Regions from separate parts of the Homo sapiens genome. Here region 1 is linked to region 2. Evidence: chromatin loops called from intact Hi-C (ENCODE). Cell type or tissue: Panc1. All regions are shown on one strand. Links, peaks and the distances in the headings refer to the core of each region. The heading gives the core; the rest is flanking DNA.

Evidence for each region. Peaks named below come from ENCODE experiments on the same cell type or tissue, not always from the same donor. Only the 100,000 strongest peaks of a DNase experiment are listed, where the experiment ranks them.
Region 1: a loop joins it to region 2, with 2.3 times the contacts of the local background. A loop is called at or near these places in 84 of 110 quality-filtered maps.

Annotation. Positions count from the first base shown.
Region 1 is chr3:14,452,942-14,457,327 of GRCh38, reverse strand. The region is part of intron 5 of SLC6A6 (solute carrier family 6 member 6); the gene reads right to left. Among named protein-coding and RNA genes, the nearest start is that of SLC6A6, 53 kb to the right of the region's middle. In Panc1, for the core only: no CTCF peak of the experiment used is centred there; no DNase peak of the experiment used is centred there; H3K27ac peaks cover 2,510 bases.
Region 2 is chr3:14,409,147-14,413,532 of GRCh38, reverse strand. All of the region lies in intron 1 of SLC6A6 (solute carrier family 6 member 6), which reads right to left. Among named protein-coding and RNA genes, the nearest start is that of SLC6A6, 8.7 kb to the right of the region's middle. RefSeq lists enhancers at 2,384-2,573, 2,022-3,221. In Panc1, for the core only: no CTCF peak of the experiment used is centred there; a DNase peak (open chromatin) is centred at 2,632; H3K27ac peaks cover 1,115 bases.

The DNA of each region.
Region 1 (4,386 bases), core at 73-4,072, 44 kb before region 2:
GCACACAGCCGGCACCTAAGCAATGCTGGTTTCCTCCCCTGCCCTGCCAGGGTTTTGAGGGTCTCAGAGAGAGGCAGGTAAACGGTTTTAAGGATAATTGGCACGGGACAGTCACCAACCCTGCCCAGGATGACACGGCAGAGCGTGGGTCTTTGGAGTCCAGACTTAAGCCTCCCACCAATCCGAGCTGATTCCTGCTGCCCTGCTAAACAAGCACACAAGTACCTACTCCCAGACATTCTTATGGATGACAGCATCTGAAAGCAGGCCAGGGCGATGCAGGGTACTGACAGCCCAGGCCATGAAACTTGATGCCCAGAAGTGGCACCCATGGTCCCAGAGCTCTGACTGCTGCAACAGTGATCGAGGACAGCCACGCTGAGAACAGAGACATCGGCCCTGCCCACTGGGCCTCCCAGGTTACCTGTCCACCACAGGCTGCTGGCCACAAGAGACAGGGTCTGCATGCTCCAGGGTGTTTGCGAACCCCTGGAAGAAGCTGAGTTTCCTTCTAATGGGAGTCAGCTCCCTGTCTGAAGGTCACACTCCCATGCAGGAGGGGCAGGGAGTGAAGTGTGACTCTGTGCCTCAGTTTCCCCTTTTGTAAAATGAGAATAACAGCTCCTGCCCAGGATGCTCTTGGGGAAGCATTCTGGAACATCCCAAGCTTTCAGCCAGTCCGTGGGATTACCCCCACAGTCAGGGCTCTGGTTCTCGGAACACACACCAGGCTAGACCCTTTATCATTTTTATTTTATTTTTTTTAGAGAAGCTTCAACATAAGGACTTTGAATAAATCCAAGATTCCCTTCTCAACTGGTATTCAAGCAAGGCCTTTCTTTAGTTTACTGCTGTGTTCCCAGCACCTAGAACAGCATCTGGCCCATTGGAGGACCTCAATAAAGACCTGTTGAGTGAATGAGTGAATGAATGGACTCAACTGGGAGGACAGCAAGTTCACATGTCACTGTAGGACCGATCCGTGAAATACTCCCACTAACAGCCATAAGACAGGACAGCTTTTCTTTGCCCTCTTCTTGCTGGTCACAGCGACATCAGTGGGCTCCCCCTGGCACCAGGGATGTCAACATGATAATGCTGATGGACGAAATAAAAGCTACCAGCAACCACCTGCTTTCCAAGGCCTTTTCAGTTTATCTCATCTGATCCCAGGAGTAGAGGCCATTCACCCCATTTTACAGATAGGGAAAATGAAGGCTTGGTGGGTCCACTTGCCCATGGTCACAGAGCCAGCAGGTGACACAGAGCTGCCACCCCAAGCCCACACCTGTCTGACTCCAAAACCAGTGCTCTCTCTACTCCACTACACTGTTGGTCTGGTTTTAAGAGAAAACAGAGCCTAAATTTTAACAATCTCTTCAGTCCTCTGCTATATGCTGATTTAACAATCTCTTCAGTCCTCTGCTATATGCTGGGATCACCTGGCACCTTGGGGCAGGGGGCATCCCTATAGGGCAGGCTGGCGGCCAACCACATCCCAGCTGGGGCCCTGCCAAGCATGTGGATCTGGCGCCTGCCACGGCTTTAAAACAAAAAGCCTTTCCTCATTCTGCAGGGCTCAGCACCTTCAGTGAAAGCCAGGGCAGGCTGGGCAGTGGCCCAAGACTTCCTTGTGAATGGGCAGCACCAGGAGAGGAGGAAGAGCACCTTTCCACCATCTCCCAGGCCCACCAGGTGCACTATCCTCCGTCTCAAAGGAAGCCTCCCTGAGGTTCTGGAAGACTCACTGTAGAGCCCCTGTCTGTCTTCCGCTGTCCTGTCCCACGCTGGGGAAATGTCTGTGTTGCCCACCAGACCCTGGACATCCCAAGGACAAGGGCTTTATATGCTGATAAGATGCCCAGTCACAAGACAGCCTTTCCTTTGATTCTTCAGGGCAAGCTGGCTGAGAAGCTTAATACTCCAGAGCCCTGATTCTGACCATACCCAGCCTGCAGCCAGCTCATCTAACAGCATCTGCCCTTCTCCTACCACCATGCTGGTCAAACCAGTGGTGCCCAATACTGATGGGAGGCTGCCACACTGACTTGTTCGGGGCAGCTGACCAGCTATGGAGTCTACAACAAAGAAAATGAGTCCTCCGCCTCCTTCTCCATTGCTGGTGGTAGTCCCTTTGTAGGACCTCATGGTGCCATCCAGGGACGTTTGCTTTGATCAGGCAATTCCATTCCTAGGATTACCTCCTATAGTTACATCTGCATGGGTGGCCAGAGACATAGTACCCCCCTCAAGCAGTGCTGTCTGTAGAGTGAAAGATTGGAAATGACTCAAATGTCCATCAAGAGGAGCTTGTAAACTGTGGAGCAGGCACACACTGGAATACAATGCAGCGGTGTAAAACAGGAAAGTTCTGTGTCCTACTAAGGAGCTCGGTCCTGGAGACAAAATGCAGGAAAGAAGCAAGGTGAAGAACAGTGCATGAGACATGCTCCCTACCGTGTAAAGAGGGAGGGAGACAGAGACACATTTGTACTTGAATACACACACACTATTTTTGGCAGGACACACAAGAAGCTGGTGGCAGTTGCTGCCTGTGTGGGGGAGGGGGATGCACTTTGCAAAGTATTTTTGCACTATTTCAATGTTTTTAATGTGCACATATCACCTTTATAAAAGTTATTTTAAATTCTTGAAAAGCTTTATAACGGGCCACGTGAACATACTAGGGCTGAAACCAATGTATCTCATCAATCAGGATTTGTCACAACACAGCCTGACACAGGCTCAGGGCCAGAGCAACCGACATTCTTTCCAAAGACATCTCGGGCAGCCATGCAGGCTGAATCTCAGGCAGGCCCCTCCACAGTCCCTTCCGTGTCTGACTTCCAGGGTCTTCCCAGCCAGAAAGCAGCCGATCAGGATCCCAGCCAATCCCTACCCAGCAGTGAGGGCGTGCTCAGTAAACTGTAGAGTGTCGTGCCGAGGGAACGCCATGGCGCCCTGCCACTCACCTGTGCCTCCTAAGTACCCCAGGAGGAAGCTGCACAGGCTCCCCACAGTGTTAACACAGCTCTCCCAGCACAGTCTCTGCCCCTGTCCAGGCCCCTGACGCCCCCAGGATGATTTCCAGCAGCCTCTTCGTTGGTCTTCCTCCCTCTACTCCTGCCCCAACAAGTCAGAGGGAATCTATCAATACCTATGTCAGGCCACATCCCTCCTCTGCTCCACGTCCTCCCAGGGCTCCCGCTCCCCGGCCAACACGGCCCTTCTGACCCTGCCATTCAGACTCACTTTTAAGAGCGAGGGGGTGCCAATTAGTAAACACACAGGTGAACGGGTGTAAAGGGGAAGTGTTCTGGGCAGGCTGCGGGTGCGGGCGCCCAAGCCCTACCCTCATCCCCCAGACTGCAGCATCACTTCCTCCTCCTTCAGCCACCCTAGCTGCTATCTGGGCCATTCCCTGAACAGGTCGAACGCGATCCTGCCTTAAGGCCTTGGACCTAACTGCTTCCCTCAGCCACTTGTTCCAAAACTCCCTCGCTCCTTTCCTTCAGGTCTCTGCTCAAAGGCCACATCCCCAGGGCAGCTGTTCCTGGCCACCCTCTGTAAAAAACATCCCTGGTCACTGTCCTTCCCCTGCCCTGAGCCTATTTCTCATCACTTATTGCTTTTATATTATAATTGTACATGTGCTATCTATTTAATGTCTGCCTGTCCCACTAAAATGTCAGTCCCAAGAAGGCAGGGTCTATGTCTGTCTTGATCACTGAACAGTGCCTGGTACCTAATAGGTGCTCAGCTGACATTAATTGAGTAAATTAATTATACCCATTTGGTTGATGGGGAAACTGAGGCTGAGACAAGTTCAGGAATGCACCTGAAATCACTCAGATAGAAATCAGCCATGGACCTGGTTCCTTTTTACTGATGCCACCCTGGGGCCAGCCACCTCATGTGCCGGGCATGGTGCTGGCCTTGGCAAGGGCCCCATCATCCCCAGCTTCCTCGTCTGTCTCATACAGAGGGAGGAGACTCCGAGGTAAGCTGCATTCTTGTCCAAGAATAGTAATGATTCACTCCAGGGTGGGATCCAAAAAAGAACTGCCTGGACGTCTGTTTTGAGTCGGCCGCCCTGCTGCCGTCCAGCCGGCACTCAGAGATGTAAATACGTCCTCCTAGCGGGCCAAATCGTTTCCTTTTGACTGCACGCCAGCCATTTATTGGCCATGGCTCTCCCCTGGAGACTAGCAGAGGCAACAATTATAAAAGGGCCCGTCCGCCCAGAGCACGGGGCCGTGCAGCCTTTCTCCACCGCCTCCTCTTTCCGACAGCTGCAGGGGAAGATTGGCTGAGCAGGCCTTGTTTGCAAATATGACTCATTTCTTTGATTCTAATAAAGTCTAATGATACGTGCCGAGCTCCCAG
Region 2 (4,386 bases), core at 178-4,177:
GCCCATACTGCTGGGCCAGGGACAGCATTTTGAGGACTCAGAGTCACTACGTGTTCTACTTTTCCCAGTTTGCTGAGGACAGGTGCTCAGTGCAAAAATAAAGCCCCAGCCAGCAGAAGACCACGACCTCTCTGTCCTCAAAGCAGACGGCGATTACGGAGAATGCCTGCGTGGCTGCAGGGATGAACCAGCCTTTAAACAACGGAAGCAGCAGGTCCCAGCTCCTGTGGTCCCATCACTGCCCCTTCCAGCCAGCTGTGTTCCCTGGAATGTATTTAAATAATGGGGGAGGCTGTCAGAGGCTAAGGTGCTTCCTTGGGCTCCAGCAGGCTCCAGGCTGGTTTTCCAGGCGCCCAGAGCATCCCCAGTGGCTCCCCCACTCCCAGGCATCATGCCAGCCCCAAATCCCGCTGTGGGCCTTGTCCGGACACAGTGACCCAGGCCGCCCTGCTGTCAGCAGCCTGGCTAGCCCTGGGCTCTCCCCTGATTTACATCCGACTTGGCTGCCTTGAAAAGCCTCCTGTGGCTTTTGGAGCGAGGACACTGTTCAGTAGTGAAAGGCTTCCCCAACAGCAACCTTTCCAAGGTGGCGCTGGCCCAGCACGAATGCCGGCAGGCTCCCAGCTGTGTGACCTTGGGCAAGTTACCTGCCCTCAGCAGGGCCTCGGGTCTTCATGTGCAAAATGGGAATAGTGGTGTCTTTGGTGAGGATTAAGAAGAGGAGTTGACGAAGCACAGGATCTGGCTTTTAATGTATAGGAGGCTCACAACTGCACTATTTATCTCCTTGACTCAAAGAGTGGTCCCCAGACCAGCACCGTCCACAGTGCCTGGGATTTGGTTAGAAATTCAGGGCCCCAGGCCCCACTTAGGCCTGCTGTCTCACTGTTGTCACCCAGGCTGGAGTGCGGTGGCACGATCTCAGCTCAGTACAATCTCTGCCTACCAGGCTCATCCTCCCAAATAGCTGGGACTACAGGTGCGTGCCACCACACCCGGCGAATTTTTGCATTTTTTTAGAGATGGGGTTTTGCCATGTTGCCCAGGCTGGTCTCGAACTCCTGAGCTCAAGCAATCCACCTGCCTCAGTCTCCCAAAATACTGGGATTACAGGCGTGAGCCACCACACCTGGACGAGTTTTTGCTTTTCTTTTTTTAAAAGTCTGTTCTAATTGATATTCTACCAGTGGCAGAAGAGGAATCCACATTATTGTTCCTCGAGGCAACGTTCTTTACTAAAAGCCTGTTGCTACAGCTCTGCTCAGAGTAACTCTGGAACTCCTGTCCCCAAATCGGGACACCTCCTTTCAGAGCCAGGGCTAGGACATCTTGAAAAACCACCAAGAGGATGACTGCATCCTTAAAGGAGTCCCGCAGGAACAGCACCCCGTGTGGTGGCACGCGCTTCCACAATGGATAGAATGGTCTTTCCTCCCTTTATTCAGAAGGTATTTCCCTTAAACACAAAACCTATCTGGGCCACCCCTTACAGGGCCAGGGAGGAGAAAGGACTCACTTAGGTCACAGAGCAAGCCAGAGGACAGGGGTATTCTAAGCCTGGTGTTGCAGTGCCTGATGCAGGGCCTTTGATTTTAAAAGGGCATTAGCCATGCATGTGTAATCTTTTGTCTGACGTCCATAGCCCTGCCAGACAGACAGCTCCATGAGGGTACAGTTTGGTCTGTCTTGTTCACCAGCCACATCCCCAGGGCCTAGGACAGGGCCTGGAACAAGTGAATATTTGTGAGATGGATGGATGGATTGATGGATGGTGACAGGTGAATATAATTTCCAAGCCTGGAGCCACTCAGATGTTCAAACCATAGGTTCCCATTTCAGAGTAGAAGGAATTAGGCTCTCTTGATTTGTATGTTGAGCAACAACTGTGTGCCACACCCCTAGGCTGGATGCTGGAGCATCCATCCCTCCCCTTGATGTGTCCCCAGTCAAGTGCATGGGTATAAGGTAAGACCATAAAGGTCCGAGCTCAGGCCAGAGGAAAGGACCACAAGGCTCAGAGCAGGGCGAGCTGAAGTCCACTTTAACTCACGTCATCTTTTTTGAGTGCTTACTACGTGCCAGGCACTGTTAAGAGGCTCAAGGAATGCTTCCCAGAGCAGGCAGCTCCAAGCTCGCCCCTTAAGAGTGGGAATAAGGAGTGATGGGAGGAAGGGCCTTGCGGGCTGAGGGACCAGCATGGGCAGGGCTGAGAGAGCTGGACGCTTGGTCTAGCTAGGAGCAGAAACCAGCCAGACTACAAACAAGGAAAGAAGTTGTGGTAGGTGAGCGTGAACGCTGGCCAAGAGCCAGATCGTGAAGGGCCTCCAATGCCAGGCTAAGGAGGTTGGACTTGATTTCACAAAGCACTAGGGAGCCACCACTGAAGGCTTTTGAGCAAGAGAGTGACATGCAGAGAGCTGGTCCCCAGATGGTACAGAGAGGTATCCAGGAGGCACAGAGGCTAGTGAGGAGGCTGTTGTCTTGGGCTGGTGTGATGTCCACCTGCAGAGGAAACACCAGGTGTCATCTCTGAAGGAATGAATGTCCTTGAAATCATGACCTGAGTCTTCCCTCATGGTGCTGACTAGCCTTGGGGCAAGAGAGGATGTCCCTTAGGACCTCCCCCTTCCGGCACCCTTCACTCAGTAAGCATGACTCTGCTGAAATCGCTGGCCAACCACACTCCTCCACCTCCAACCAAGCAACTGGCAGCCTTGGGTTAAGGACTTTCCACTGGAACATGACAGTGAGTCACTTGGCATTTATGTGCAAAGAAAAGTCCTGGAAAGGAAGAGCCTCTCAGGGCACCCCAGCATGAGGAGGGACCACGCAGAGAAGTGGTCCTGAGCCTCTGGGTCGGCAAGGACCCGATGTGAGCAGAACCCTGAGGGCTCAGCCCTCTGCCTTCCAGCCTAGGCCTGCTCAGATACCTGCTGAGGGAGGAAGCCTTCCATTGCCAGCCCAACCCTTCTCCTGGAGACCACCAGCCCTCTCCCTACCTTCCACGTTCTATTCCATGCAGTGGCCAGAGCTGCTCACCACGCTCCTTCTTGAGCTTTCCAGGAACCCCATCCTGGGCTCTGGGGGTGTCTCCTGAGCAGCCAAACTGTAAGGAGTCTTTGCAATTGATACAGTTTTGCCCTCCCACCCACTTTCCAGTGACTTGTGACAAAACCAGGATGTGAGAGTCATGAACAATATCACCGAAGGTTTGAGGTGGAGGCATTAACCCTTTCCTTAAATCCCTCCCTGTCAAGGGGGGGTTCACACAAGCAATGAATGATGGGTGCGGCTGGGAGGGGGGAGCACAGGGAGCCACATCTGTGAACAATGGCTTTTTTTTTTTTTTTTTTTTTGAGATGGAGTCTCACTCTGTCGCATAGGATGGAGGGCAGTAGCGAGATGTTGGCTCACTGCAACCTCTGCCCAAGTGATTCTCCTGCCTCAGCCTCCCAAGCAGCTGGGATTACAGGTGCCCACCACTGCACCTGACTAATTTTTGTATTTTTAGTAGAAATGGGGTTTCACCATATTGGCCAGGCTGGTCTCGAACTCCTGACCTCGTGATCCGCCCGCCTGGGCCTCCCAAAGTGCTGGGATTACAGACGTGAGCCAGTGTGCCTGGCCAACAATGGCTCTTTTGATGGCTTTATCTTCCTGTGTTGATAAGTGCCTCCTTTGGGCCTCAGCGTCCTCATCCATAAAGTGGGTGGGCAGAGAAGGTTAACTGGATGATCCCACAACCCCAAAGTCCCCACACTCCACAGCCTGGGGCTGCTCTCCCTCAGACCTGAGGCGGCGTTCCCAGACTGGATCCTTGGCCTGCCTTGGCATAAACCATCTTAGACTGTTCACTAACCTCCTCCTGATAGGGATCTCCCCTCCCTCCTTGAGCACAGGTGCTGTGTATTCCTCCCTGCCCTCTTGGCCCTGGCCCTGTGCCTGGCACACAGTAGGCACTCATGAACGTTTGCCGTGCGGTCAGTGGGACGAGGATGGGCTGAGGCATCCGGTGGACTCTGGGTCCAGCGCTCCTTCCACCCTTTCCTAGCTGAGTGTGGGCTGGGGCCACCCATTTTTCTGATGAACTCATCTCTGAGACAGGAAGGGGGATAAAGCACCGTGGATGCTCAATAAATATGAGTTCCTTCCCTTCTCAGAATGCTGAATCGGCTCAGCCGGCTCCTCTGCACCCTCCGGGGCAAGTCCTGGGTGGGGGTATTTCATTTACTGAGCTGGCAGCACTGGGGGTGATCAGACAGGACACGCAAAGTCAGTGGCTCCCAAATGCAGGCTGGCTGTTTGGAATGGCCTGGCAGATCCGTGTGTTCTGACATGCAGTCCACATGGCCTGCTATTGGGATAGACCAAGTGGCAGAACCAAGA